4 separate regions of the Homo sapiens genome follow, and regions 1, 3 and 4 are each linked to region 2. The links are chromatin contacts, found by Hi-C or POLR2A ChIA-PET in ENCODE. All regions are on one chromosome and are shown on one strand. Each heading gives the region's core, a stretch centred on a gene start or an enhancer-like site at or near the end of the contact. The rest is flanking DNA. Distances are from core to core; before and after follow the strand shown. Region 1 has its middle 53 kb from the start of TINAG-AS1. Region 2 has its middle 38 kb from the start of MIR5685. Region 3 has its middle 18 kb from the start of TINAG. Region 4 holds the start of LINCMD1 (long intergenic non-protein coding RNA, muscle differentiation 1).

Region 1 (6,993 bases), core at 1,776-4,275, 1.2 Mb after region 2:
AGAAAAAACTTGTTTAGAAAAAAATATCTCAACTGGTGGGATAGTATGGGAAATACTTGGAGGTTTGAAACAAAGAGAAAATTTAAGCCCAGAGAGGTAAACTAGTGCCAAGAGCATATAGAGATCCAGTGATGTGCCTGCTGTGTTGGAGACAGGTGACAAACTCCAGGCAGCCAAATATGAAACATCTCTGCACATTGTATCATACCTGACCCACAGAAGATGACAATTGCAGTGGCTTAAAAAGCTGTCTTTCACAGGGCAATGGTGAGACTGCCCATTTGTCCTTGTTTTTGAATAGGAGAATAAACATTTTTTTTAAAAAAATGAGGATCTCCTTAGAATTCTTTTTTTTCTTTAAAACTTTTATTTAAGTTCAAGGGTACAAGTGCAGGTTTGTTACATAGGTAAACTTGTATCATGGAGCTTTGTTGTACAGATTATTTCATCACTCAGGTATTAAGCCTACTACCCATTAATTATTTTTCTTGATCATCTCCCTTCTCCCAACCTCCACCCTCCAAAAGGCCCTAGTGTATGTTGTTCCCCTCTATGTGTCCATGTATTCTCATCATTTAGCTCCCACTTATAAGTAAGAAAATGCAGTATTTGGATTTCTGTCCCTATGTTAGTTTGCTAAGGATAATGGTCTCCATCTCTATCTATGTCCCTGCAAAGAACATGACCTCATTCTTTTTCATGGTTGCACAGCATTCCATGCTGTATATGTACACAAGCCACGCAAATCCAAATGATCGAGAGACATCAAAAACATCAAACAAAAGAATCAAACCCTAACATTAGAAGTTTAAAAATCTAAAATAAAAAGAAACAAATAACTTATAATAATCAGATAATATTAAGATAATTATCAGAAGAAATAAGATAGCCCCAAATAAAGGTTAATATTGAATATATGATACAAATATGAAGTTGTCAAAATTACCCTAATTTTGAAAAATAGTTAAAATATTAAGTGTGTAATTATGATATAATAGAGAATAGTGTATAAGTTAAATAGAGAGTTAGACACAATTGAAGGTATTAATAAATTGGATAAAATAAATATATATATATATATATATATATATATATATATATTTTTTTTTTTTTTTTTTTTTTTTTTGAGACAGTCCCGCTCTGTTGCCCAGGCTGGAGTGCAATGGCACAGTCTTGGCACACTGCAACCTCCACCCCCTGAGTTCAAGCGATTCTCCTGCCTCAGCCTCCTGAGTAGCTGGGATTACAGGCACGTGCCACCATGCCTGGCTAATTTTTGTATTTTTAGTACTGACGGGGTTTCACCATGTTGGTCAGGCTGGTCTTGAACTGCTGACCTCATGATCCACCTGTCTCCGCCTCCCAAAGTGCTAGGATTACAGGCATGAGCCACTGTGCCTGGCCTAAATTGCATAAAATATCTAAAAAGAAATCCAGAAAAGTTAGGAAAACAGATGGGAAATATCAAAACGGGCAAATCACATGGATAATAGAATGACAAATTTTGGTGACTATTTAATCTAAATTCCAGAAGAAGCAAATAGAGAGATGTGGAGGAAATAATATCTGGCTGCAGAGAGAAAAGGCAGGCTATCTACAAAGGAAAAGAAATTAGAGTGATGGAAGAGATATCTTTTTAAAAGATACCTCTTTAAAGTATTAGAAGCCAAAAAATAGTGAAGTTATGAAATGATAACTTCAAACCTTGAGCAAAAAACACTTATAATCTAGAAATACTAGAGTTCTATAACAAATGAAACTACAGTTAAAATAGAAGTAGAATAAAGATATTTTCAGACAAATAAAAATGACTTTGTCACCTACATATGCACACTAAAGGAAATGCCAAAGGATGTACCTCAGGAAGAATAAAAATAATCCCAGAAGGAAGGCCTAAAATTGAAAAAGGAATGGTTAACAAAAGCTGGAATCTTTGTGGATAAATGTAAATAATTATTGACTGTATAAATTAGTAATTGTTCCTAATTTCTGGAGTTAAGACTAAAAAAGTTAAATCTAAAATATTAGTTATTAGGATATAATGGAGAATGGATGACAAGAGTTAAAGCATTCTACTGTCCACATATTGCTTGCACTATTGGTAAGACTGTTGACTAACTTTACATTTTGTTAAGTTAAATGTACGTTTAAAATTTTAAGATAACACTAAAATATAGTAATATATTTTATAATTTGAAAACCTGTAAAAGGAAAAGTAACAAGAAATATCAATATAGAAAAAGAAAAATAAGAATAAAAAAGCATAGTAAAAATAGAAAGCACAACATAACACAATGTAACAAAACAAAATATATTTGTTATCCTAATAAATATAAATGGCCTAAACTCTTTAATTAGGAAGACAAATTTGACAGGCTAATCATTTATTGAGCACCTACAATGTGCAAGGGAATATGGAATATAAAGCAAGCCTGGTTGGGATGGATATATAAAATACAATCCCTGCATTCAGCATGAAAATATTCTATTCATAATTAACCATCTTTTTATATGAGTAGGGTCTATACTGACTCTTATGCAGATTAGCTAGAAAAAGTTCTACAGCATTACAATGAGTTATTCCTGCAGGTTAATGGACCATAACAATTCATACAATGTATCCTTTGTAAAATAGAGTAAAGCTAACATCCTGAGGCTTCTTTGAAGCAGAAAGAAAATCTCTATGCAGCAGCCTAAAAGATGAACATGGTTGTTGCTTCAACCATGTCCTATGGAACTATATAGCTGTTTACTGCCTCTTTTTCTCCCCTGTCTTCCATGGCACAAAATGAATATAGATGGGAGATAAAGAGAAACATTTAGAGCAGGAGAATTGAAGCTGGAAGATGTGACCATATTTCACATTTATTGAGGCCTCTATAAAATATAGTGTCTTAAACTTCTTAAAAAAAGTCTTATATCTAAAATAGGAGCTCAATGATTGAAGTATAGCTCTACATGGAATTTTGACTGCAGTTGAAAGCACGGCAAGTATGACAACTTGTTTTGGAAGCTTTTACTTTCGTCTGATGCAACAAATATTTGACTCATGCTGGAATCAGCATTGCACATGTAATAGAGCAATGATCTAATCCAGCATGACAAATCCTATTTTCCTCTGTGGCGGTGATTTGAACAGAAAATGTGGGTCATCCTGGGTAAAAATATAGATAGGTGATTTTTAATAAGACTTCTGCTTTTTATCTTCCTTCTATCATTTTAGAGTGCACAGAGTGTATCTTCCTGTAATAACTTACTCACTAGAGCTTTCAATCATATCCAGTGAATACTTACCAATATAATAAAGTCTGCTTTAAAAAACACATTCTCAACTTTCATTATAACATAGCACAAATGTATCCTATAAATTACTTTTATTTTTTTTAATTTTATTATGCTCACTTATGTACTTTGCCTTTTCTAAACCTTTTCTTTACCAAAACTTTTCTGGTTTAAACCAAATGCTGGCACAAAGTTTAAAATTTAATCAGGTCTGAGTTAAAGTTTACTTCCTAAGGGATGCCTTCCTCAATAACTTTCTTCATAGAGCCCTTTACTCTCAGGTCTACTTCCTGTCTATATTACTATCCATTTTTTATATCCTTCTTAGACCTTATCACAATCTAAATTTTTTTGTTATTTTATTGAATTTTTCTCCCACAAGAATGTCAGTTTTTTTAGATCAAAAACATTTTCTTTCTTGATCATTCTGTACCCTCAGAACCATAAACAATGACTTATATACACTAGGTTTTCTGTAAATATTTATGAAATTAATAAAATTGTTAAATCAATTTTATTTATGGCATATATATGCTATTATTGTTTAACAATTTTTTAATAATTTTTTAGCTAAAGCCTCCTAAGACCCTAAGGTAATATATCTCAATTAGATCAGCTGAACTTATAGAAATATAAATTCCTAGCATTTATAGAACTATAGCTTTTTCATACAGGTGTCAGTATAGCTCTTTGAGTGGTCTAGTTTAATAGTCCTACTTTAGAAGATTTTCCCCAGGATAGACTTTGACGTGAAGTGTTAATGGTCCATCTTATAGGAGCACATCATCTAGCTGGTGGTTGAAATTGAAACATTCTCAGCCTCTGTCCTTTGGGTTCTCAGAATGGATTTTAAAAACTAAATAAACCACTGTTATGCAGGTCTTAAAGTTTAAATAACTTCAAGTGTGAAGTTATTTGAAGATTTTGCCTAAAATATTTTGACTTAGAATCCTACATTAAATAAATTGTTGATTTATCTGGAGGAAGTGAGAGGTGAATTCAGACAAGAAGGCACTAATGCAAGAGGGGAAAGTAGAAAGATTCAGAAATGTCTGATAATTTTGAAGAAAAAGAGAAATATCAAAGAAAAATTAAGAGCTTGTACATCCAAAAGTCCAGCACAAAAGTTGGAGGTGTTTGGGGAGGTTGATATTTTTTGTTTAATAGGATACTAAAGTAGAAAACAAGTGCAGAGGTGTCTCTAAATTCTAAAGTCTTAGACCTTGTTATCCTAATGACGTTCAGCTACACCATAGGAATACATTTTACTATAGATAAATTCACAGAAACTTACAACCTACCAAGACTGAAGCATGATGAAATATAAAATCTGAAGGGATCAATAACCAGTAAGGAAATTAGATCAGCAATAAATAATCTTCCATCAAAGAAAAGCCTGGACTGGATGGCTTTATGAGTAAATTCTATCAAAAGTTTAAAGAAGAATTAAAGTCAATCCCTCTCAAATTTTTTCAAAAAATTGATGAGGCAACACTTCCAAACTCATTTTAAGAGTATGGGATTACCCTGACGCCAAAAACCAGGCAATGACACTAAAATAATAATAATAATAATAATAATAATAATAAAAGTACAGGCCAATATGACTGAAAACTCAAAGCTTTTCCTCTAAGATTAGTAAAAAGACAAGATGGCCACTCTCACCACTTCTATTCAACATTGTACTGGAAGTCCTAGCCAGAGCAATTAGGCACAAGAAAGAAATAAATCAAGGCATCCAAATAGAAAATAAAGAAGTAAATTTATCTCTGTTTGCAGATGACATAATCTTAAATTTAGATCATAGACTATATATATAGAAAATTCTAAAGATTCCACCAAAGAACTGTTAGAACTAATAAATAAATTTGCAGGATGTAAAATTAACATATAAAAATCAATTGTTTTCTGTACACTCACTAGGAACTATTTGAATAAGAAATTAAGAAAATAATCACATTTACAATAGCATCTAAAAGAATAAAATACTTAGGAATAAACTTAACCAAGGAGGAAAAGTTTCCATACACTGAAAACAATGGAACATTGATGAATGATATTGAAAAAGACACAAATAAGTGAAAAAGTATCCTATGTTCATGGATCAGAAGAATTAACATTGTTAAAATGTGCATACTACCTAAAATGATCTCTAGATTTAAAGTAATTGCTATCAAATTTCTATTGTCATTTTACATGGAAATAGAAAAAAATAATTGTAAGATTTGTATAGAACTACAAAAGACCCCAAATAGCTAAAGCAAGAAGAACAAAGCTGTAGATATTACACTGCCTAACTTTAAAATATACTACAAACTTAGTACGCAAAACACTATGGTCCTGGCATAAAAACAGATACATAGGCTGATGCTCAGAATAGAAAGCCCAGAAATAAACCCACATGCACATGGTCAGAGTTACCTAGAATACACAATAGGGAAGGAATAGAAGGAATAGTGTCATTAGTAAATGGAGCTGAGGAAACTGGATATCTGCATGCAAAAAAAAAAAAAAAAAAAAAACCCACAAAAAACAAAACAAAACACAAGGATGTTTATTTTACACCATACACAAAATCAACTCAAAATTTATTGAAGACTTAAATGTACAATCTAAAACCATAAGACTCCTGGACAAAAACATAGGGAAAAAGTTTCATGACATTGCTCTTGGCAATGATTTTTTGGATATGATACAAAAAGCATAGGCAATAAAAGCAAAAATAAATACATCATACTACATCAAACTAAAAAGTTTCTGCACAGCAAATAAATTAATCAACATAGTAAAAAGGCAACTCATGGAATGTCAGAAAATATTTGCAAACCATATATTTAATTAGGGGTTAATATCCACAATATGTGAGGAACTCATGCAACTCAATAGCAAACAAAAACAAAAAACCTGATTTAAAAATGAGCAAAGAACCTGAATTGACCTTTCTCAAAAGAAGATGCACAAATAGCCAACAGATATTGTATATGAAAAAGTGCTCAACATCACTAATCATCAGGAAAATGCAAATTAAAACCACAATGAGATATCAGCTCATAACCATTAGCAGGACTATTATCAAAAAGTCAAAAGATAAATGTTGGCAAGGACATTGAGAAAAGGGAAACTTTATACATTGCTGATAGGCATGTAAATTGGTACAGTCATCATAAAAAATATGCTAGTTCCTCAAAAAATTAAAAACAGAACTATCATATTATCCAACAATCCGACTTCTGGGTATATATCCAAAGAAAATGAAATCAGAAAATAGAAGATATATCTGCAATCCCATTTCTTGCAGCATTATTCACAATAGCCAAGATATGAAATCAACCTATGTGTCTCTGCGCAGAAGAATGGATATGATATGAAATCAACCTATGTGTCTCTGAGCAGAAGAATGGATAAAGAAAATGTGGTATGCAATGGAATACTATTTAGCCTTAATAAAAGAAAGAAATCCTGCCTTTGCAACTACATGGATGTATCTGGAGGATATTATGCTAAGTTAAATAAACCAGACACAGAAAGACAAATACTGCATGATTTCACATGTTTACATGTGGAATCTAAAAATGTTGAACTCATAGAAACAGAAAGAAGAAAGATGGTTTCCAGGAGTCAAGTGATGGAGGAAATGGGGAGATGTTAATCAAAGTGTGTAAACTTGCAATTTCAAGATGAGTAAGTTCTGGAGATACCATGAACAGCTTC
Region 2 (6,642 bases), core at 3,931-6,430:
AGCAAGACCCTTTTCGCATTTTTCCTTCGGCTTTGCAGCCTTCTTCTCCTAAGGCTGCTTGTCACCTGCAGCAGTGTCATTCCACATCTCTCCCAGTCTCTTCGCAGCATCACCAATGGACAGGCCAGGATGTTTTGGGCAATACTCAGAACAGAATAGAAAAAAAGGCTGAAGGAGGCCTCTTGGGTGCCTTGGGATCCTTGAACTTCTTTCTTGTCTCCCCTTTAGAAGGGATATAGATTTTCATTTCTCTTTCATTATGGGCCTTGTCCGCCTTTGCCGTATCTTCAAATTTTCCTTTCTCTTTAGCAGACATGGTCTTCCACCTCTCTAAGCACTTCTTAGAAAACTCTGAGAAGTTGACCTAAGCATCTGGATGCTTCTTCTTATGCTCCTCCTGACAAGTTTGCACAAAAATGCGTACGATGACATTTCGCCTCTTGGCTTCTTAGGATCTCCTTTGCTCATGTTGAGTAATTTTTCCTCAGTGAGGCACAGAGTCGCCCAGTGCCTGTCTGGCTTTCACTTTCCCTGGTGCTGTCTCTATCGAGAGGATAATAATTTAAAAGTTGTAAATAAGCATGTCTTATCCTTCAGTTCTCTAAAGCAGGTTTTACATGAAATCTGAATCTGACTGAGAATGTTACTGTTCATTCTTTTCAAAGTTCCAAGTAGACAAGCCACAAAAGCAATTTCTCAGTTTCTTTGGTATGGCTCATGCAAATAAAAACTGGTGGCTAAGACCTAAAGAACAGTTTTAATCTCTGAAATACCGATGACTTCAGGCAGAAGCACAGATGGGTAGGAAGAGGGAGGCAAGGGGAGAGATTTCTCTCCCATGATCATGTTGTCCCAAAAAGGGTCCTTGTGTACAGTTTATAAGGTCACATGTTGACACAATGGTTGTTAAGACCTTGATGAAAAGAGTCAGAGGAAGCCAGTGTGAAATACTCAATGACATATCAGTGGTGAGGCCTTGAGGCATATAAAGAAGGTCATCAAAGTTTGCCATCTCTTTTATCTGCTCTTGCCCACCTCTGCCTAGATGTTACAAATGAAGGAAATATTTGTTGAGAATATATTTATCTGAATGCACTACGTGAATAACGAGAATGTTGGAAGAATGTATGACGGTATATATTGGCTCTTTCAATATTAAGGACCTCGTATAGTCCTTTACTAATCTTAAGGCTTGTCCAAAAAAGATTAAACAAATACACAAAAACAGCCTCCTCCCTCCTACAGTAAACCCAAATAAATCTGATCAGCTTGAAATTATTTCTACAATAGCTCTCACGGCTATCAGGATTTAGTCTGATCTCCTGGCAAAGCCAACCCAGCCCCGCATGAGCCCCCGACCCTCTGCCTCCATCCTTCTCATTCCCCCCGCTGACCCCACCCCCGCCCCCCGCCATGTTAACTGTGAGGTCCTTGACATGCACGCTCCCGCCTCACACCTCCAAGCCTTTCTTTCTCCTGTTCCCTTTACCTCCATGTCTGTCTACTCTCACCTGTCCTTCCACATTTAGTTCCGACATCACCTCCTCCTGAAGGCTTTCCTGCACTGTCTCCTTGCTCACACCAAGACTGGTGCCTCGCCAGTGTGTGGCCATGCATGCTGTCCAGGACTCCAGCACAGGGTTCTACTGAATGGAAACCTTTTTTCTTTTCCTGTTTACTGTTTCTTGTTGTTGTTGTTGTTGAGAGAGTCTCGCTCTGTCACCCGGGCTGGAGTGCAGTGGTGCGATCTCAGCTCACTGCAGCCTCCATCTCCCTGGTTCAAGCGATTCTCCTGCCTCAGCCTCCCAAGTAGCTGGGATTACAGGCATGTGCCACCACACCCGGCTAATTTTTGTATTTTTAGTAGAGATAGGGTTTCACCATGTTGGTCAGGCTGGTCTCGAACTCCTGACCTCAGGTGATCCACCCACCTTGGCCTCCCAAAGTACTGGGATTACAGGTGCGAGTGACTGCACCCAGCCTCCTGTTTACTGTTTCTTTTCTCGTAATACAAAACCTGTCGGATAGTAAGTGTTTAATGTACATTTGATGAATGAATGGTTTAATCAGAGTTTGTTTCTAATCTTGTTTCCAGCCCACATTAGCTTATTCACCTGTGTGCAAAAGTGGATGAGGACAAATAATTGTTAAATCGTTTGCTTGACTAAGAATGTTTTACTGATAGCAAGTTGGCAATCTGAAAATTAGTGGGAGAAGTAGTGATGGGTACTGAACAGACTGCCAACTTAGATTCTGATTATCTGCTGTGAATCATTTCTTTAACCTTTGAAAGCTTTTAAAATTATTTTTCTGGGTATAATAATAATGTGGCTAACTAAAAATAATGAAGATCATGTTTATTGTAGATGTGTGCTAAACATCCATGTTTTCATCCAAGTGCTACAATTGCAACCCCCACATTACCTCCTTTCCCCACTCTGCCTACTCCTAGCATACATGCGGGCATGCGTGCATGCACACACACACATACACACACACACACACACACCCCTAGACTAAACCTTACCAGATTTAGTCTGGTAAGACACATTTCACCACATTTCCAAAGTTATAATGGATCTTGGAAGGGAAAGCTATGGAAAACAGTGATAGAAACATACTTATCACACAGCGATAGAGCTCCCTTTTGATCTCTTCAAACAAGACAAGAAACAAAGAGCGAAAATCATCTGAGAATTCAAAACTGCTGGACTATTCCCATTGCACCGAGTCATGTGGATCTGTGTCAAGTACACAATCAGTTGCAAGTCAGCTGATAGACAGAAAAGAGTTACTTCAGAAAGATAATCTCAGGGAGCTTATTATACTCCCTTTGAAGTAATGAGTCCAGTGAACTTGAACTGGAGACTTGAAGTCTCTGATTTCTGCTGTCACTGGAAAGGAATTACTTTTTCTTTTTTTTGAGACAGAGTCTCACTTTGTTGTGCAGGCTGGAGTGCAGTGGCGCAATCTTGGCTCACTGCAACCTCTGCCTCCTGGGTTCAAGTGATTCTCCTGCCTCAGCCTCCTGAGTAGCTGGGATTACAGGTGCGCACCACCACGCCCGGCTAATTTTTTGTTTGTTTGTTTGTATTTTTAGTAGAGATGGGGTATCACCATGTTGGTCAGGCTGGTCCCAAACTCCTGACCTCGTGATCTGCCTGCCTAGGCCTCCCAAAGTGCTGAGATTACAGGTGTGAGCCACCATGACCGGCCAGGAATTACTCTTGACAATTTTCTATGTAATTTATTGGAGAATGACAAAAGTGGTTGAAAATATTATTAGCTGGAATCTTGGCCTGTGTTGGTAAACAACAGATAAAAAGTTTTAAGGGTGGAACTTGCAAGTCTAATTACACAACATTAAAAATAAGTCTCCATATCAAACATAATTAGTAGATTTCAGATGAACTTGAGGAACTATTAGAACAACTTACCTAAAGCAGTTTTGTTTCTCAGAAAAATGACGTTATAGATCTGGCCTAGAATTTGGCATAGAAACTTTTCCTACAAGGTATAATGAGAAACAGAATCAAAGCAAGAGTCTTAAGACTCAGTCTTAGTTCTAGTTTGGTCTTTGTGATCCTGGCCAAGTCACTTCAACATGAACTTGGTTTTCTATGTCTACAAAGTAAAAGGGTTGGGCTACTATCGCTGCTGTACTACTACTACTGATCTATTTGTGCTGGATTATTCTATATCCAGATAAATGAGGCCAAGTGTTTCTGGCATCACCAACCACCATTTAAACAAATAGCATCCCCTCCATAGGGGAGGAGGCTGCACACATCTGCTGCTCTCCACCCTGAGAATGTGGATGAATTCCAATCAGCAGCCACCACCTGACTGATTTGCCCACAGCCTGCTCTGGGTCCATTGGCTGGGAGGCTTCTGGAGGCAGCTGGGTCATGTCATCCCAACCCAAACTGGTGATGTGAAAGAACAGTCACATGTGTGAGCAGGTGCATAACCCATTCTCAGGAGGGAGAATGGAGTGAAGGAACAGTGGTTTAGGTAATGACTCATTCAGGTTATTCATTCTGTGTGTAAAGCCCAAGGCCCTCCAACTGGCCCTGACCTACCTGCCCCGACTCTTCTGCTTTCCCGACACCTTCTCTGGGCCTCTATTGCCCTTCTCGCTAGTGCAGCTGGCCCCTTGATGGCTTATATAGAAGATAATGTACCTAAGTCATTCGTCACCCCAACCCTTGTGCATAGGTTTTCCTTGTTGCCAGAACCTGGATTTTGTTCAAGGGTGTCCCCAGCCCTATGTGATCAAGTGAAGAACTCTTAAGCTTCATCCCCAAAGGAAAACTGATCACTATGCTCCCATTGGTTATTGGCCTAAGCCAATCACTGCACTCCCATTGATAATCGGTCTAAACCAATAACTGTGCTCCCATTGGTCTAAACCAATAACAGCGCTCAACTGCGCTGTCTGTATGAGATGCTTGCAATGCTGCTGCCATCTTTTGAAAAAGAGAATGATCAGCTGACAGGCTGAGTGAGCAGAGAAATGAAGAGAATCATCTGGGGCCTGAGTGAGATCACTGGGCTGCTTTGTTAATCTACCCTAGATGCTCTCTACATCTTGAATTCTTGTTATGTGAAATTACAATTTTTTTCTTACTGTTTGAGTCAGAAGCCCAAGGTATCTTGCTATTTTTCACACTGGCACACTGGAGAGGCAACAAGAAACCCCAAGTGGGGTTAGTGGAGGAATCAGTTCCTCCACTTAGAAGCCATTACTGAGGAACAAATTACTTCAAAATTTAGTGGCTTGAAATAACAATAAGCATGTATTGTCTCTGTTTCTGTAGGTTGCAAATTTTGGATCTTTTTGAATGGGAAGTCTGGCTTAGATTCTCTCCTCTCATGAGACTGCAGATGGGTGTGGGCTGGGGCTGCCCTAATCTGAAGGTTCAACTGGGGCTGGTGGGTCTGCTTCCAAGGAGGCCCACTCACTTGGCTGGCCAATGGGGGCTGGCTGTGGTGGGAGGCCTCAGTTCCTCTCCATATGGGCTTCACCACATGGTACTTGAGTGTTCTCTGTTTAAAATATAGGTTTTATTAATATTTAGGTATGGCAAAGCCATCAGATCAGGAATGACTGCTAATAAAAAGATAGTTTGTTATGCTCACAGATCTCAAGAGGAAGGGGTGTGTCACACCAGCCACATGGGGAAGTACCAAGATCAGTCAGGAGGCAGAGGGAGCAGAGTGAAAACAGGGGCACAAACTTTTTTTTTTTGAGATGGAGTCTCGCTCTATTGCCATGCTAGAGTGCAGTGGTGAGATCTTGGCTCACTGCAACCTCTGTCTCCTGAGTTCAAGTGATTCTCCTGCCTCAACTTCCCGAGTAGCTGGGACTACAGGTGTGTGCCACCATACCCAGCTAATTTTTTGTATTTTTAGTAGAAACGGGGTTTCACTGTGTTAGCCAGGGTAGTCTCATTCTCCTGAACTTGTGATCTGCCCGCCCTGGCCTCCCAAAGTGCTGGGATTACAGGCGTGACCCACCGCGCCTGGCCAGGGGCACAAACTTTTATTGTGGTTTCTGTGGGAAGGAATGAGTGAGGGAGGGTAATTGGGCTTTGGATTGAATAGTTTGAATCATTTCAGCAGGCTCTGGGCCATACGGGCTATCCCTAGTTGCCTAGTTCCTACTCCTGGGGTGATTAGGGCAGGTGGATAGTGGCCTGGAGGGTGAGAGCCCATAATGGAGGTGGCAGTGTGTGGGCTCTGGATTGATTGGTTTACATTTGTGACGCACCCTCATGGTTGTTTGCTATTTCTAAAAACTGGCTAGTCCTGGGACAGGCATAAAAATACAAAAATAAAAGACATGGTAAATACATTCTCACAGCATGGTGCTGGCTTTGCCCAGAGTAAGCAATCCAAGAGAGCAAGACAGATGCTGCAAAGTCCTTTATGCTCTCAATTCAGAAGTCACATATTATCCCTGCTGAACTCTACACAGACCAGTCCTAATTCAACATGGGAGTAGACTATGCAAATAAATACCTAAGAGGTGAAGATCACTGGGGGCCATCTTGGAGGCTGGGTATTACACATCTGGCAAGTTCCTTGACCTCCAAATGTCAGTGTCTTCACTTAAAAAAGATGGCAATAATATTATGTTACTTTGACTTCTAAGTTGAAAGCGAACAGAAAGTGACTCTGGCTTGCTTAGGCAAAAGAGGAATTTATTGAATCAGTTTTGGACAATTCACACAATAGAAGGGAAGGCTATAGAACCAGGCTTAGCAGAACCTAAGGGAGCTCAGGGAGCAGGGAAAGTCATGCAGGGCAAAGCCTCAGGGTTGGTCTGGTTGGGAAACTGATGTTGACATCAACTGCACTGGCCACCGGATATTGTGGCCAGAGCTAAATGCTCAGCACCACTGCTGCTGAGCAACTCTCAATCGCCTCTGTGCCCTGAAGCTTCCACAGTGTGGGGAGAGTGGAGAAAGGAGGACCAGGTCCCTTCTGCTTCTGGGATTACAGCATATGTCCGCTACAAATATGGGCTTCATGGGATTCACCAAAAATATATGAGCACCTTCCTTGGAAAATCGAGAATGCTCAGTAATGGTTGGTTGCTTAATAGAAAGGAGAAAGCAGATACCGTGGGATGGAATA
Region 3 (6,466 bases), core at 3,934-6,433, 1.1 Mb after region 2:
AGGGAACAAAATTAGTGGAAACCTTGTAAGATGCTGTGAAGGTTAAATGAAGTAGCACATATAAAATAAGTTGTCTGGCTTAGAGTCATAGCTCAATAAAGGTTAGCTATTATTTTTATTATTATAGCTATTTATCCTTAGCCCAATTAAAAAACTCCTGTGTCTCAGTACCTAACTGAAATCAATATCCTGAAATTATGTATAATTCTAAAATCACATTCTTTTACTTATACATTTTTGCATGCTAGGTAGTATTACATTTTTAATTATGTGCAGACATTTTTATACATGGCAAAGACAGGTGATAGAAGAAAACAATTTTATTTCCTATGTTTTTGTAGTTTAAAGTTTAATGAAAGAGCTGGAGCAATCCTTAAAGAAGATGAAAAATAATAAACATCAAAAAAGCAATTAGAATATCTACCACATATCAGATTAATACCAAAAATAATAGTATATTTGAGGATCTAGCCTATTTTTCTTATACTAAATCTACAAATGTATGGATTACTGGTGAACACAGAGAAGAAATGTGTCTCAGGAAATAAATTTTTGTTGAAACTAAAAGCGAGTAGAGGTATAAGTTAAAAGAGATGAACCAGATGGAGCTCTTTAGTAAAGGAGAAGAATCTTAATAGATCTGGAGTAGGAGGTAAAGATGTTCTGAGTGTCTTTCAACAAATAATGTTTGAGCTCTTATGATGTGCTATGCACTATATTAGTCACCGAATTTGCAAAGATAAATAAAAATGTTTATTACTGACAGAAAACCCACTCTAGAGCAGTAGATACGTGAATAGCTACAATGAGAAATGAAGGACAATTCTTTGCAAATATTAAACTCACATGTTTTCATGACCTTCCTAAATGTGTTTTCTTGCAGCCTTCTCCTAAGCTGAGCCACCAGGTTTTTTTTTTTTTTTTTTTTTTTTCCCTACAAGAAGGAGAAGAAAGATACTGCTCAGAAAAGAGGTCACTAATTAGTCTTAAATATTAAAGCTGACTTTTGTGACCTGTTTGGGGAGTCAAAAACTCTAAAAGAAGTCACGAGAAAGGAAATAATTTTCTAAATTACTTTATCTTTCCTTAGAACATCAAGAGATAAGTAAAAGACTGGATTGAAGAGGTAGTGCCAGGGCTAGGGAATTCTCAGAATATAAGGAAAGAACATGGAAAACCAGCCACTACAGTCTTGAGTTTGGTGACAGGAGAGAAAGCTGTAATGTAGGAGATGAAGACTCCTGGAAGAGTCCTAGCCTTTGATTTGCTGCCACACCCAAACGGACTCCCTTATGGCTGGATGAGGGAGCAGTAGAAGGAAGCCAGGTAGCCCTCTGGACTCCCAAGGATGACGTTCAGAATTCAGGTGACCTAGAGTTTCTTAGGTCAATCAGTGGTGCCAATGAGCTTGGAGAGCAAGCAGAGGCCTGTGTTCAGAAAGAAGGGGTTAAGTATTCTGGGCTTTGAGCCTGAGTCAAATAACTGGGGTCACAGATTTTAATCATGCATCCATTATATCACCCTAAATGAATTTTCATTGCATATCCGAGGATATTCATGACCCCACTACACAGAAAGTTATAATGTAATTTGACAAGAAGAATGAATTGCTCTGAGTCTGAGCAGGGATGAGGGAGAGAGGATATACATGTAGTGCCTAATATGAGATTGATGAGAGGGCTTCTTTGTGGATGTGATGTTTAAGCCCAGCCCTAAAGGATAAGTAGGAATGACCTAAATGAAGTTAGGAAAGTGGGATTGGACTTCCAGGACTCAGATACCATGCATGCAAATGTCTGGACAGGAACAAACACACAAACATGATTTGGGTGCTGTATTTCAAATGGTTGTAGCACGGACAGCAAGGCACCTCTTGGGTTCCCCAGGAAACAGACTCTAGGACAGAGATTTCAGTGGAGAAGGTTATCTGGAAGTTGTCCAAGGACAACATTCATCAGGGAGTAAAGAAGACAGGGTTGGACAGTGGGAGAAGTTGGCCTGGGATACAGTTACAATAGAGATCTCAGCAACCCTTATAGTGAGTTCTGGAGCTGGGATGGCCTTTTACATTTGTCCCAAACTGAGGTGAGCGGAAGTCCTTTTTATCCTCCACTTGCCTTGGATAAAAGTCCAGGATAGAGTAATAATGGGTGAGAGAGTTTCTTTTGGTTGATGGCACTTCTCAGAAAAGGGTTTCAGCTGTGAGCCATCAGCCACTAGCAACATCCGGTGGCTGGAGAAATGTAGGCCTGACTTGGATGGGAGTCTGGGTGGCACAGCACACCACTCACTACAACGTATGCATTTGCAGTAGATGAAGTCAGAGAAGGAAGCACATAACAGGGAATAAAAGGCCTTATAAATCACAGTTACAGGTTTTGACATTTTTTTTAAAGCAAAGGGGAGTTCCTGAAGGGTTTTAAGAAGGAGATAAATCAATATGATCGTGTTTGTACTTTTAAAAGATCACTATCGCTGCTGTGTCGATAATTGATTGTAGGGAAAGTAGGGAGACCTGGTAAAAGTTGTTGCAATCATCAAAAAGAGACATAATGAGAGTATGAATTTAAGTGAAGGTGGCAATGAAGAAAGGTAGGCTAATTAAGGAGACATAGAAAAAGCAGAATAATGGTATCCACTTATCAGTGGTATTTTATTGGATGTGGATTGATAAGAAAGATGGATAAAAATCACAGATTCTGAACCGGGAATCTGAAATAGGAAACTCGGCCAAATACAATGCTATGTAGTTTTTGTTTCCTATTCTTTCTTTCTGGCACATGGAAAACTATACTTGGCAACACCATGGCAGTTGGGAGAAACCACTCAGTGGAAGTGGAAGTGACACGTGTTACTTCTGGGATGAAGTGATGGAAATTCCTATACCATTCTTCAGTCCTTTTCTTCTTTGGCAAGAAGCAGGGAGACCGTATGTTCAGATTGTAGAGTCACAGAATCAAAATGGCTGGGAACCCTGAGTAACCCCCTGGAGCACAGCTGCTTTGAATTGTTGCTCAGTCAAGAGAAGACCTTGTATGAGCTAGAAATAAAATTTATATACTATGCTTTTGAGATTTTGGAGTTACTTGTTCTCGCAGAATAAGGTTAGCCTATTCCAAGAAATACTGAAACATAGAAGGAATTTGTATGCATGTCGTGTGTGTGTGTGTGTGTGTGTGTGTGTGTCTGTGTGTGTTTGGGGACAAAAAAGAAGGGGAGTGGAAAGGGCAAAATGTGAATTCAGTTTTAGAAATGTTGAATTTAAGATAACTGAAAAATATTTAAGTGGACGTGTCCAGTATGCAGTTAAAAATATGGGTGAAGAATTCTAAGCACAATCTAGACTAGAGACAAAATTTTTTAGAAATATCATAATCCATAAGTGAAGCCATGTGAGGGATGATTCTAAACACTCAGATGTAAAATGATCTGGGAATTTTTTCTTTTTAAGAAAGCAATGGAATTCCAGCAAGCTTTGCCCTTTGCTTTAAAAATTGCATTTACTATGCAAGTGAACCTAAATATCACCATACATTATAAAGCCACTTTCTTTTCCCCCCCCACCTCCTGAGATTGTGAGGCATCAGGGTTCCCTGCTTGAAAAGTAGAGGAGCCAACTTCAACCTCATAGAAGAGCAGAGAAGCCAAACAAGTAGTAAAAATCTGCACCTAGCTTCTGTCTCCCTTGAAGTGATCTCTCAAACTCAAATTAAGAGTTGTTTTCAAAAGTTAATCTAAAGGGGCTTTTTGGTTACACAAATGTAAAATAAACTAGTACACTATTGTACAAATCTGAATGTTGTTACTTTAGAAACAGAAGATGTAAAAGGTATTCGGTAATGGAAATTTTATATGATTGAACCAGACTTCATATTCTGCAGATTCTGTTGTTTTGGGGGGATAAAAATATGACAGAATCTAAAATGAATTCAGCTTGCATTGTGCTTGAGCTGTTGCCTATTCCTGTTCAGATAAATGTGTGTGTTACTGCTTAACAGTTAGTTGTTAGATGCCTAAACTAAGACTCTGAGTTCAGCAGCACGAGTTTTGCACCATGGTGCAAGAGATGCAGAAACAAGGAAGTACGTTGTGTTTGGCTCAACCTAATTTAGTGGTCTAAACTGTGGATGTCCTTCATACGAATAACCTAAATGTGAGAAAATATACTCAACCAGTATACTTATTATCATTTCACCCATAAACTGAGTCAAAAAAAGATAAATAACCTCTAAAAAGAGTACATCAAAAGATAAGGCTAATGCCAGAACCCACATTCAATTTTCGGATTCAAAATCCCAAACTCTCTCTTCTTGACCACACTGTTTTAAATGAGATCATTTCAGACATGTTATTTATATCTCTCTGTAATGTAAGGAATACACATCTCCACCGCCCCCCCATCCCTATTTTTTTGGTCCTTGGGGCTCTGAAACGTTTTAGAAAATGTATTAGTCTTCATTCTCACTTTATTTGCTTGTGAGAGTGGAAACACTTCTCCTTTCTCTCTTCTGGTGTTCACTAGAGCAGCTGCTCAAAATGAGTCAGCTTTCCCAGTCAGCTATGGTTCCTGCCTCATGGAGGGTAGGAAAGGACATACCATCTCTGTAATAACATGCCCAAAGTTGCCTGCTTCTGGTGAGAAACAAGGAGCCCTGTCCTTGTCTGGACCATCATGCTTTCCTCAACCCAGGTGCATCCGTCTCATGTAGTGTGTTTCATCTCATTTTCCTCATTCTGTTCTGATTGAACATCAACATTTTTGAATGGGTTGTTATCATCATCTCTGTGAGCAAATGGGATGTGAATACCCTGAGGATTCCTACTCATGAATACAAATGATTTTTTTATTCTACAAAAGGAAGAAATATGATTGCTGAATATTAATAGCCCTCTGAGAATTAGAATTTAAGATTACACAAGATCTGTTTAATGCTCTTATTATCCAAAGGTGAATGATTGGAAAGGGAGGGGCAAATCCAGGAAATAATTTGGAGAGGAAACTAATATATATTGAGTGCCTATTATGTATCTGGTATGGAAGCTTTTCAATTTATGTATTTTCAATTTATGAAGTCTCACTATTTGAGTAAAATTAGATGACAATTAAAAGTGCTCACCACCAATAAATGGGTTACTAATAATGTTAGGTTATTTTAGTCATTGTGGTTTCTTGAGTCATAGGAAGCTGCTCTCCATGTGTTACTTTCAGGGTAGTTAAGGTAATTTAATGCAAATGACCTTAAAACTGACACATGGAGAGCAGCTATGACTCAAGAAACACCTCCTACGACTCCGTGCTTGATAAGTACAAAATAAGTGCCAGGAAGAAAAGGCATGGTGGGATGGAAAATAGTGATAATTTTTATAAGTTAAAAGTGATGAGGAAATGAATAGCTGTTGTACAAGTGTATGGGATAACTCATTTTTCAATAAGAATAAATCCAAATGACATATCACAAATCATGACATTATACAGGAAGGCCCTGTGTCTGTACTATTGAAATTAATAGGGAAGAGATGAGGAAAAAGAGACTGGAAAAATGAAATTTTTGAGTAACTGCAATAGTTGTTTTTCAACTTATTTCATCTTGTTCTATACAAATGAAATCATAGATTCTTAAGATGAGATATAGAGAAGAGCTTAATTTTTATTTTTTATAATTTTTACTTCCAGGTGATTCTAATCTTCAGCCAGCATGAAAAACACTGGATTAGGAGTGCTGGAGTGAGATTATGAGTTTGCAAATGAAAGGGTTTTTAAGCATTGAGAGTGTGCTGATGACATAAATATGGGATGATTCCCCCAAGTTAGTGATGATTCCATAGGCTGAAAGCCCCTTCAAATTCTCGCATTAAAACAAGTGACAAGGCAATAGATGCTGTTATCACATGCCATGAGTTCCCTTTCACTTGTGTAGAGATCATTGAGAAAGTGTCTGATCTTATTTACACATTTGTTCTTTATTCTGTTAATGTGGTGAATTACATTGATTTTCTTTTTTTTTAACGTTCATTTTAGTTTCAGGGGGTACATGTACAGATTTGTTGTATAGGTAAATTGCATGTAACTGGGGTTTAGTGTACAGATTATTTCATCACCCAGGTGATAAACATAGTCCCTGATGGGTAGTTTTTTGATCTTCATCCTCCTCCCTTCTTTCACCCTCAAGCAGGCCCTGGTATCTGTTGTTCCCTACTTTGTGTCCTATGCACTCAATGTTTAGCTCCCACTTGTAAGTGAGAACATGTGGTATTTGGTTTTCTGTTCCTATGATTTTGAATTTGCTGAGGATTATTTTATGTACAATTGTGTGGTCAATTTTAGAGTATCTGCAATGTGCACATGAGAAGAATGTACATTCTGTTGTTTTGGGGTGTAGAGTTCTGCAGACATCTATTAGGTCTATTTGGTCAAGTGTCAAGTTCAAGTTATGGATATCTGTTAAGTTTTCTGCCTCAATCATCT
Region 4 (6,160 bases), core at 2,559-5,058, 1.1 Mb before region 2:
TTTGAACCCAGATAAGTGTGACTCCAAGGCCACATGCATTCCACTTAGTTTTACTTGTCTTCATCAGGAAGAGAAAATAAAAGGGCTGCAATGCCTAGCCCCCAGGGAGAAGGACAATTTTCTAGCATCATTCAAACTATCCTTTCTGCCTACCTCTTTTCCCACCTGCTCCCATACATCGTGAAGACTGGCAGGCCACCTTTCTGGGGAGTTTCTTCTTCTTAGTCAGCTCTCTCCCACAGCTCACACCTCCCTAGAAACAGAGAGAAACCAGTGGGTACTCCTATTAGTTCAGTGGTTCTCAAACTTGAGCTGCATCGGAATCACCCAAAGGGCAGGTTATAGCACTAATTTCTGGGTCCTACTTCCAGATGTTTCGGGCTGGTAAGTGTTGCCATTCTTTTACAAGGCCAACATACAAATCCAGAGTTCTCCTTTAAAATCTGCAAGAATCAAAGATTTTTCCACCTCCTTTGAGAAACAGTTTAGTCAATGCTATCCCCTTGTTAAACCAAACAACCTCAATGTCTATGGCTGGGAGAATAAATAAATTATAGTATATTCACACAGTAGAAAACCATAAAGCAATGAAAATTAATAAACTGCTGCTACCACATCAATATGGATGAATCTTGCAAATATCATTTTAAATGAAATATCAAGTCACAAAACAATACCTATGATATGATGCCATTATATACTAAAATATGCATATATATTGTTTAGAAATATATGCATAAATGGTAAAAACTATAAAGAAAAATATCAAAATCATAAGAAAAAATAAATTCAGTGTGATTGTTACCTCCGGGGGGAAACATAAAGAAATAAATTGGAAAAAGCATTCAGTACAAAGAAAGCAATAGTATAAAACAGTAAAAAATAGTTCTTTTTAAAAGGTAGATCGTTGGGCCAGGCGTGATGGCTCACGGCTAAAATCCCAGCACTTTGAGAGGCTGAGATGGGTGGATCACCTGAGGTCAGGGGTTTGAGACCAGCCTGGCCAACATGGCAAAACCCCATTTCTACTCAAAATACAAAAATAGCGGGACATGGTGGCAGGTGTCTGTAATTCCAGCTACTCAGGAGTTTGAGGCAGGAGAATCACTTGAAACAGGAGGCAGAGGTTGCAGTGAGCTGAGATAGCGCCACTGCACTCCAGCCTGGGTGACAGAGTGAGACTCCATCTCAAAAAAGTAACAACAAAAAAAAGTAGATCGTTGTTCATGGGTATTGGTTTTACCATTATGTACCATCACTTATATATTATAAATATTCTTTTATAAATATATCATACTTGAATTAAAAACATAATTTAAAGAAATTAAAATGTTAAGCATTCAAAGAATATATGCCAAAATGTTACATTTCTTTCGGAAAATGGGAAGAGGAAGCATTATGGCATACTGTCATTTTTCATATTCTATAATTCTATAGCATATTTGATCTTCATGATGTTTCTATTTGAAAAAAGATTAAAGATTAAAGAAAAAATAAATTGAAGTCATGCAACATGAAATACAAATTATGTATGATTTGTATGTACAAATTGTATGAGATGTATGTACAAATCATGTAAGAGGACATTCTGGACAAGGCAAGCTCCTGGCATTTGACAGATGCTAATGCTGCTTCTTTTTGCATTACAGGCTTAGACAAATGATGCTTGAGACACACCAAGATACCTGCACACTAGAGGCTGCAGTCACCTCAGAAGAAAGATGCCCCCTGCTCTGGCTGGTCAAACGGAACCAAGTCCGTCTTCCTGAGAGGTTTGGTCCCCTTCAACCAGCTACAGCAGGGCTGGCAATGCCCAGTCCTTGGAGAAACAGAAGAGATTCAACTGCAACTGAAATTACCTACTAAAACTTTCCTTGAGAAAACAATTCTGGTTTTTTCACCATATTCTTATGCTCCCAGGAAGGAAGAGAAGAGGAGTCCTGGAGTCAAAAGTGAGCAAGATTTTAATGCTCAACACACACTGTTCTGTGCCTTTGCACTCACAGCTGCAGCCACTTACATGCTTTTGACAGACACACAGTCAAGAAAGAGTTTGAGGATGGAGTTTGTGCCAACCCTAAGCCAGCCAGGGGAAGAGCATGAGACATAGAAGACAGGGCTCCTGCTCACTAGGGGCTAACAGTCTAAGGAAAGAAATTAGACATGTATATATGGTGTGATCCAATTGAATTGCAAGTTATAGCATGGCTAGTTCCAAGGCATAATTCTTACCTATCCCACCAAATATGCCTAGCACATTATGTATCATCAAGTCTCTATTGATCTATTCAGCCCAAGATATCTATTCACTAAGCAATCATTTCTCAGTTCCCTGATCTGTAGAATAGGGATAATAGTACCTGTCACACCAGGCACAGTGGCTTATGCCTAAAATCTCAGCATTTGGGGTGGCTAAGACAGGGGATTGCTTGAGGCCAGGAGTTCCAGATCAGCCTGGTCAACATAGCAAGATGCTGTTTCTACCAAAAAAAAATTTTTTTTGTTTTAATTAGCTGAATGCGGTAGTGCACACCTATAGTCCTAGCTACTTGGGAGGCTGAGGCAGGAAGATCACTTAAGTCCAGGAGATGGAGGCTGTAATGAGCTAAGTTCTCATAATCGCTACCTTTTACTAAGGGAGAATTCTGACCTGTCCTTCCAGTTTATCTTTTAAGATTTGTATCTTTTATGGTGTGTGTCTGGAACTTAGACAGTAATAAGTAAATATTTGGGTTTAAAATTCTATAGACATGTGTGTTCACATGCTGTATTCTGACACAAATGGGGTAGCATAAGTGCCTAGAGCCCACCACAGTGACCTCAGAGGAGAACACAGAGCTTACTAGCACAAATCTTTGCATTCAGGAAGACCTGGGGTTGAATGCTGCCCCTCTAATTTATTAGCTGTGATATATCCTCTCCGCAGCTCAATTAACATTGCACAAGCCTTAGTTTACTCATCTGTAAAATGGGGACAATGATACCAACCTCAGTTACCGTAAGGCTTAAAACAGACAGTGTTAATAAAGAGCCAAATATAAGCCCTTAAGAAATAGTAGCTGTTGTTTTACTGCTGTAAATGGCAACAGCACAAGGACAATGCTGTGTCCACAGGCACTTGTATGTAGAAGGAAAGAGCCAAATTAAAAAAAAAATAGGAGAAGAACTCAAAAAATACATAAAGGCTCATTGCTCACTGTAGGGTTTTGTTTTTTGTTGTTGTTGTTTTGTTTTTGTTTTTGTTTATTTTTTGAGACAGGGTCTCACTCTGTTGCCCAGATAGGAGTGCAGTGGCACGATTTCAGCTCACTGCAACCTCCGCCTCCCAGGCTCAAGCGATTCTCCTGCCTCAGCCTCCCAAGCAGCTGAGATTACAGGCACGCACCACTACCACCCGACTAAGTTTTATATTTTTAGTAGAGACAGGGTTTCACCATGTTGGCCAGGCTGGTCTTGAACTCCTGACCTCAAGTGATCCGCCCGCCTTGGCCTCCCAAAGTGCTGGGATTACAAATGTGAGCCACCGTGCCCAGCCTATAGGGTATTTTTATATTCCAACTATTAATTCTACTAGCATGTAGCATACATGCATTCACCCTAGTACATATGACTAGCATATAATATGCTTTACTTTTAAAAAATGCTTTATACATGAGACTGATCTTACCATCTTCAATATCCTGTCTGGAAAGCCTTCATTTGTGAGTGCTGTTGAGATCACATGTCCTCCCAAGTAGGACATGGAGTGTGAAGGCCATTGAGTGGGTGTTCCAAAGGGCAGCACAGAATGGAGTTTAGTTGAAGGTGCTGGGGACACACTACCTGGGCTCAAGTCCCAGCTCCCCACTCTCCAGCTGTGCCACTTGAGCAAGTTGCTTGACCTCTCCAGGCCTGGGTTTCCTCATCTGTAAAGTAGGAATATTGATAATAATATCTACTTCATAGAGTTTCATGAGAATACATGTAAAGGCCTGAAACCAGTATTGGGTACATAATAATACATTCTTAAGAGTCTTTATTTCTGACAATGTACCTGAAATGTTCCTGAAATTAAGTTGGTGTTCAATAAAAACATGTTCACTGAAAGATCAGCTTCTTTGTTTATTTTAAGCACAAACTATGGGATCATGTAATTTTTGGTTCAACTATTTCTACTTATCTCTTTCAATGCAGCACACTGGTTCAAAGCAGTAGTAAGGTGTGGGGGAAGGATGGCAACAAGCTTCTCTCTGCTTCCCAGGTCTGTGATGAAATGGAACTTCCCTGCGAACTAGGGGTATGCCTCTGGGAGTAGAAGCAGGGTGATCTTGAAGCGCAGTCGCAGAGCTGTCACCCGGAAGTCACCTGGCAGAACAGAAAACAAACATGATGTGGCCAAATACCAGCTGTCCTTAACAGGAGGGATCTTTTCCATCTGGAAGGGCAGAGGTCATGTAGGTAAAGATTAGATAACAATGCCAGGTATAGGTAAAAGGAGTGTTAAAAAAGGGTCACTTTCATATTTGGGATATTATGGCTAAAATGCCTGATAAAACTGGACAAGACATATAAGGCTAAGACTAAATAATGTCTTCTCTCTGTTAGAAAGAAGCCAGCCAGGCCAGGCATGAGGGTTCTTGTCTATAAATCCCAGCACTTTGGGAGGCCAACGCTGGCGGATCTCTTGAGCTCAGGAGTTCAAGACCAGCCTGAGCAAAACTCCATCTCTACAAAAAATACCAAAAATTAGCTGGGCACAGGGATGGGGACGCTGAGGTGGGAGGATCGCTTGAGCCCAGGAGTTTGATTGAGGCTGCAGTGAGCTGCGATGGCACCACTGCACTCCAGCCTGGGTGACAGAGTGAGACCCTGTCTCAAAAACAAAAGAAAAAAAAAGAAGGAAAGAAGAGGGAGGGAGGTAGAGAGGGAGGGAAGGAGTGAGAGAGGGAGGGAAGGAAGGAAGGAAGTTAAGAAGGGAGAGAGGGAGGGAGGGAGAGAAAGAAGGTAAAGGAAAGGAAGGAAGGAGAGAGAAAGGAATAAAGAAAAAGAAAAGGAGAGGAGGGGAGGAGAGGGAAGGGGAGCAAGCTAGCACACTTCTGGCAAGGGTTGGAGAACATGAGTGAACATTGTCATCCAACTTTCTACCTATCCCCTTGCCCTCAAGGGTCTTTGCAGAACACATCTTTGAGGGCCACAGGATGGAAGGAGTTCTAGTCATAGCCTGCCTCCAAAGTCAAAATATCGTACTGTCCCCTCTTATTCACTCCTGGAGAATTCAACTTCCATTCACATTTCTGTTTGATTTTCCTTAAACCAGGAGGGGAGCAAATGTATTCCTGCTCCCACTCACCACTATAAAAAGACAGAACCTTTAAGAAAACATGTTTTCTGGTAAGTTTGAATGACCTTGATATCCATGTTCAAAGGTCCCACAAGCCCAAACTCTCCATTTCCGTAAGAAATCAAGAGGAATCAGAGAATGGGGACTGCTGCCCACGGGTTGCGGTTGCTCATCCTGCCACAGCCCCTCTTCAGGGCAGAAATCTAGGTTAGGCCACCCAGTGGGGTGTGTGGTTTTGTGATTGCTGCTGTGTCCCTTTATGTGTGTTCCTGTATCATCATCAGTCCTGTGCCAGTAAGTGGCAGCCCATGATGTCACACCGGTCAAACATGACGACTCTTGGTCACCCTCAGAATGGACCCCACCCCCACATCTGGTGAGTGTTGGGAGGAAGAAAGTGATAGCACAGGCGTGCTGAAGGAGCTCTTCCCCGGAAGGAGTTGACGGAAAATAGTGCGGGGCTATCTAACTGGCAGGAATCCAGACAAACAAGAAAATCCCATTAGTGCAGTCCATCAACGAGTTTCTTTCTGATGGTAATTCCCAGGGCTGGCAAGACTGTTAGAAAACAGCAGCTCATACATAGCTGGGAGTGAATATAGGTCTATACTCTTCAAAGCATCATTTATCAATACATAGGCATCAAGAAGGCTATTATCTTCTCTGCCCAGAATCTTCTCTTTCTCTGTTAACAGCTCAGTCTCCCTCCCTTGGCTATTCTTTTTTTTTTTTTTTTTTTTTTGAGATGGAGTCTTGCTCCATTGCCAGGCTGGAGCGCAGTGGTGCAATCTCAGTTCACTGCAACCTCTGCCTCCTGGGTTCAAGTGATTCTCCTGCCTC

Evidence for each region. Hi-C counts contacts between places; a loop is a spot of excess contacts on that map. ChIA-PET counts read pairs that join two places held with the same protein, here RNA polymerase II (POLR2A). Pooled maps may share reads with other maps.
Region 1: a pooled map shows a loop between it and region 2 (2.1-fold over the local background). The contact joins two enhancer-like sites. A Hi-C loop is called at or near these places in 1 of 37 single-sample maps with no recorded cell type and 2 of 50 pooled maps. POLR2A ChIA-PET finds 5 or more read pairs at or near these places in 1 of 52 experiments (A549).
Region 3: a loop to region 2 is called in a map with no recorded cell type, with 5 times the contacts of the local background. The contact joins two enhancer-like sites. A Hi-C loop is called at or near these places in 2 of 37 single-sample maps with no recorded cell type and 3 of 50 pooled maps.
Region 4: a loop to region 2 is called in a map with no recorded cell type, with 4 times the contacts of the local background. The contact joins the promoter of LINCMD1 here to the enhancer-like site in region 2. A Hi-C loop is called at or near these places in 3 of 37 single-sample maps with no recorded cell type and 3 of 50 pooled maps.

The regions. Positions count from the first base shown.
Region 1 is chr6:54,417,031-54,424,023 of GRCh38, forward strand. No RefSeq gene overlaps it. Among named protein-coding and RNA genes, the nearest start is that of TINAG-AS1, 53 kb to the left of the region's middle. Within about 2 kb of position 3,026, at least 5 of the 41 ENCODE cell types and tissues checked have a DNase peak (open chromatin) inside an H3K27ac peak, as active enhancers do.
Region 2 is chr6:53,235,776-53,242,417 of GRCh38, forward strand. It overlaps the pseudogene HMGB1P20. Among named protein-coding and RNA genes, the nearest start is that of MIR5685, 38 kb to the right of the region's middle. Within about 2 kb of position 5,181, at least 3 of the 41 ENCODE cell types and tissues checked have a DNase peak (open chromatin) inside an H3K27ac peak, as active enhancers do.
Region 3 is chr6:54,286,733-54,293,198 of GRCh38, forward strand. No RefSeq gene overlaps it. Among named protein-coding and RNA genes, the nearest start is that of TINAG, 18 kb to the right of the region's middle. Within about 2 kb of position 5,184, at least 3 of the 41 ENCODE cell types and tissues checked have a DNase peak (open chromatin) inside an H3K27ac peak, as active enhancers do.
Region 4 is chr6:52,147,215-52,153,374 of GRCh38, forward strand. LINCMD1 (long intergenic non-protein coding RNA, muscle differentiation 1) reads right to left here and starts at 3,809. Exons shown (of 3, transcript NR_131248.1): 1 at 3,668-3,809; 2 at 154-253. It overlaps MIR133B (microRNA 133b), which reads left to right and starts at 1,709; the gene lies at 1,709-1,827. RefSeq lists an enhancer at 5,637-5,931.